2 separate regions of the Mus musculus genome follow, and region 2 is linked to region 1. Evidence: chromatin loops called from intact Hi-C (ENCODE). Cell type or tissue: left cerebral cortex. All regions are shown on one strand.

Region 1 (2,500 bases):
CAGTGAATGAAGATGTGCCCAAGAGGCCTCAACCCTACACAAAGAACCCAGACAACTGCTACTGTCAGTAAGAGAGATCATCTTTTCCAGGGAAGCATATGCCAATTGGTTGTCCCATTTGAAAGGGTCAGCCCTGAAAAACATATCTACAGGTAATATCATATAGACTGAGCAGATGATAGTTAGAATATATGTGTATATATATGCAAAAACAATTAATGATGAAGGAGGCAATTTGAAAGAGAACAATGAGGGAGATATGGAAGTGGTTAGAAAGAGGAAAAATTGGGAAGAAATGTAATTATATTGTAATCACAAGAATAAAAAAAAAACTTTGCATACCCCTCAGGCTGATCGGAATGCTTCCCTCTTTCCTTTTGCCGATCGGTTTTCACATTCATTTAATTCTAGGATCTGAAAAAAAAATAGTGTGTGTGTATGCGCAAGTTACAGTATACATACATCATTTTTATTAAGTTTGTGTTTCATTATTATTACATAAGAAGTCCTCTGATATATGGTCCTGTGTAAAAACCCTGTAGACCAGGCTGACCTAGAATTCACAGAAATCCACCTGCCTCTGCCTCTGCCTCTGCCTCCAGAGTGCTAAGATTAAAGGTGTGCACCACCACCACCATCACCACCACCACCTGGCTAAGATATTTATATTATTAATGAGGCTGTATGACACTGTTCATTCTGTTGTACTTATCCAGTTTTTAATAAATATATAAACTCTGAAACTAGAGGAATTTTTCTAGCTGGGAAAAAAACATGTTTCTAATTTCAAACTGTTTAAAAGAAAAACAGGGAAAAGGAGGATTCACTAAATTGATGTAAATTCACCAACTTGTTTAAAAGTTCAGCCTGCCATTATTGGGACACTTCTCTGAAGGTGTACTGCACAAACGGAAACCAGAAGAAAACTTCTGCAAATTACAGCTCTGCAAATAACGATCTCTTCAGCAAGTGTTTTTTTTTTTTTTCCCCCTTCTCTTTCTCAGTTTTCACTTCTATTTTGAGAGCAGTTATTTTCAGGCCTTCCAGCTGACTTCTCTTCTGTAGAAGAGCACAGGGCTCTTGTAGTCATGCTAAATAGTCAAGTAGAAAGATCAGCCAGAAGGTACTCCTTAAAGCTGGATTTAAAAGACATTACTGTTTTAGAACATGGTCAGCCACAAAGTCTTTGAAGATTTGTCTCATCTCCTATCTATGGGATGCTTGTTAGTCATTCACAAGGATGCTTTCTCCCTTGTCAAGGGAAGCAGCAAAATAATTTCTGTTCCAAAACAAAATATGATGGGGATCTGGCCATTTGTTGATTTTGGGGAGTATATAAAATTATCTTAAAAACTCTCCCACTCTCCAAGGTCCATATGTACCCCTGGTTCATTGAGAATAAAGTATATGCAAACAAGCTGTTTCGTTGAATACTATCTTGAGAGAGGTGATTATCTGACCCTAATCTAAAAGAATCGTAACTTTAAAGAGCTGTAGCCCTGAGATCAATCTCCAGAGGAAACGTCCTTCCCACCAGCATTCACTGCTGAACCGCATCATGCTGACCCGCTCATTCTGGACTTTGCTTCATCCTTTCCCTCTTGGTGTGCGTCAGAGCAGGGACACACCACGGGAAGACAGGGACCACAGAACATAACTCCATTCTATTCTTCACCAGTAAGTATGGCGTGAAAACAGCTGCCTTTCTGTCATCACTGTAGCCATTTTCTTTTATGCCTGTACCAAGCCATTTAACATTGATACAGAGGACCTTTCTCATGCCTGGATTAATCATTTACCGCTTATTCCATTAAATTCTATGCTTTGGTGGAATTTGGAAATTCCCCAGACCCTCTCCCTCCTCTAGAGGCAATTGCAATAAAGGTCAGTTTGAACTGCTTTATTTAGCTACAATAAGTTTGGATCCCAACCAGCAGCAGCACTTCCTGCACCTATATATGAGATTTTATGGTCGCTATGAGGTTTTATTGTTTTAGCTTTTATAAGCTGCCCGTGGGAAACAGCTAGGAATGCAGTCTCAGTTCCTGAGTCTGATCTACATCCCTGATCAACCAGTCCCGGGTGTCTCGTGTGTGTGTTCAATAATCTATCCCTGTTTGACTAAGATCAGTGTCTGAGTGGTCTGTTAGGCAATTCCTGGACAAGTTAGTGTCCATTTTACAGTTTGTTCAATGTTGAGTAAAGTTATTCCATGAAAACTACCATTACCCAAGCATTAAATCAATTCTACTGCAGCCTACTATTGGCATTACATACTAATTGCTTGTTATTACTTGTACCAATGCAGAATTTTCCACAAAAGAGTGTCACAGGAAAAGAAAGTATTAAACTTAGTTGCTCTATATTACATGCTATAAATAAAGCAAATACATTTTATAACTCATATAGCCTGTACCTATTTATGTTCAGTTTTTACAAATACAAAGATGAGAATTACTATTTTTCTATGTAAGTACATATACTTTAACATTTAAAAAAT
Region 2 (2,500 bases), 170 kb before region 1:
AAAAGACCCCGAAAAAATAACATAAAACTATCTGTCTTGTTTCTTCTCCAGTTATTTTTGTTTTGGTTTATGGGGCTTAGCTTTACAGCAGAGGGTCTTTCAAATGTGTGGTCATAGATCTCACTTCATCTTGTCCTCTGACTTAGGAGTCTTCTGCACTCCTAGGAAAGAATTCCACATCTAGTTTGCTTATGGGTTTTAATGCAAATGACTCGATAGAAGCCTTGCTGACAGCAGATGGAAGGAGTGGGCATTGTGCCAGCTCATTACAGCAACCTGCTAAGCCTGGGGGAGCGATCCTGTGCATCTCAAACCTAGAACTAAATAGATTCATGCGTTTCTGTGGTGGTTCTTCCTAAATTGACCTGGATAAGTTGTCTTTGACTATGTATGCAGCTGATTGCTTCTTAAGTCCTCCTGAGGTGAAACATAAACCAGAATAATACAAATAATCAGGCCATTTGATTATAGCAATGATTTTGTACCAATGAAGTCTTCCTCTCAAGTGTTTAATATTAGCTCCTGTAATTGAGTTATAAACTGTACCTAAATGTGTCGACCAGCAGCTATGGGGAAATGGGAGATTCAGAAAATGGTTATATTTATTGTATAGGTTATTTTATCCATATGTGGATGTTGCTAACAAAGTGGAGGAGACACTGCTGGCAGATAAGAGACTCTATGTGAGCAGCAGCCCCTCTGTTCTCAAAGTAGCACAGGTTGGTTGGTGCTGACAATCTGAAAGTAGATGTTAAGGTAATGAGAAAGAGCATTTCACTTACTGTGATTGGTTTGAAGCCTTAGGGTTGTATCTTGCTGTGAATCCCACAGCATAAAGGTGAGATAAACAGCACTATGAGATGCTGTGAACTTAGTGAATCAACTTAGTTCTCTCCTAATTTTCTAAGCAATACAGAAAGGTGTTTCAAATATTACAAGACGACTCTTCTACAATTTCTTCATCTCCGTGGTATATTCAACTATCAATAGCATTACTGTGATGGATTGTGATAAAAAATGATTTGATTATGCCAGTGTTTCTTGCATCCCCCATTTTTGCTCTTCCCACATTGAGTATGTTCTTGTACAAAGCCAAAAGTACACAGTATGCAAATGAAGCCTTAAATACCTTTTGAATACTGAAATTTGCATTCTCTTTCTGAACTGGGACACATTCTAGTGCTTCTGGGAAGAAGTCTTGGCCGTATGCTCTTGGAAGAGAGGCCATGTGGAAGGAACCCCAGTCATCCTGGCTAGCATAGACAAGGCTGTCATAAACCAGCCAAATCTAGGCAACTTCTCAACTAATTGGAAAGTGGGAGTGATTCCAGCCAGATTGTCACTGTGCGTGCCACCTGGAGTCTAAAGAGATGATAAATAATTATCACTTTTAATCTCTCAATTTTGCAGAACTTTAGTATGTGTAACCAGTATGTGATAGAATTCTTAGAAAGAAGTGAAGTTATATGTCAGTTGTTTCAATTATGTGTTCAATTCAAGTAAGCTGAATCATAGATTTAAATTCTCTAGCAGAGACCAAATAGAATTTGCCATATGACTCACACTAAAATGTCTTTGATTAACAAGATATGAGTGGGATCATGAAGTTACATATAACACACACATTAACACGCTATGGTTACACTCTATTATACTGATGTGTTTTGGAGTGGTATGTCTTCAAAATGTTGATGTTATAAATGATATTTCACAAACAAGAAGCTCCTGAAATATAATAAGAAAAGGGCAGGGATATATTGATTGTGTTTTGATCATAAAGAGATTAGTGTAGACCTGTAAAAATGAGTTAGTTCTCTTGAGGACAACTTATTATACTGATCAAGCTGGGATAGTCCCTATTTTGCCTTTCCTACTACATAATCTTTCTTTCATGTATTCTCACTGTGTTGTGTCATAGACCAGAGTGTACTAAGAATGCTATAACCACATATGACACTGGTGGCATGATGTTTTAAATTTACAGCCACAGGAAGACTTAAATGAACATCTTTTACGTATGCATTGCATACTATCAAGTTGCAGCTCAAACATATGAAGACAGAATATTGTCATTGAGGATTTACATGATGTTTTACCATTATTTGGAAATGCAGAAGTAGCTTTGGAAATTGAAAATGTACAGGTATAGCACAGATATAGAGGTACACAGTAGAAGAAACTCAAACGTTATGATAGGAAGGGTATAGTTGAGTCTAGTGATAGTTGTTCAAAGCCAAGTTCAGGAAAAAGATTTTTATTTTAGAGAATAGTCATGTGGTTGCCTGTAGAATGTTGACAACAATCTTGATATTGTGGGTGGCTCTAAGGACTACCTATTAGAAATTTTGGAAGACAATTCATATAATTCTATTTTAAATAATTTGGATATGTTTTGTTCATATATATGACTAAATAATTCTAACAATTCATAAAATATAATGATCAGCACATGAAAGGAGATTGAAATATATGTTAGAAAATAGGGTACTGTACCCTGGTA

The links. Hi-C counts contacts between places; a loop is a spot of excess contacts. Peaks named below come from ENCODE experiments on the same cell type or tissue, not always from the same donor. Only the 100,000 strongest peaks of a DNase experiment are listed, where the experiment ranks them.
Region 2: it touches region 1 in a loop (3-fold over the local background); 3 of 42 quality-filtered maps call a loop at or near these places.

Annotation. Positions count from the first base shown.
Region 1 is chr5:82,726,983-82,729,482 of GRCm38, reverse strand. No RefSeq gene overlaps it. Among named protein-coding and RNA genes, the nearest start is that of Mir1187, 71 kb to the left of the region's middle. In left cerebral cortex, no CTCF peak of the experiment used is centred here; DNase peaks (open chromatin) are centred at 6, 1,075 and 1,537; H3K27ac peaks cover 1,564 bases.
Region 2 is chr5:82,897,321-82,899,820 of GRCm38, reverse strand. No RefSeq gene overlaps it. Among named protein-coding and RNA genes, the nearest start is that of Mir1187, 100 kb to the right of the region's middle. In left cerebral cortex, no CTCF peak of the experiment used is centred here; DNase peaks (open chromatin) are centred at 261, 668 and 1,221; H3K27ac peaks cover 2,250 bases.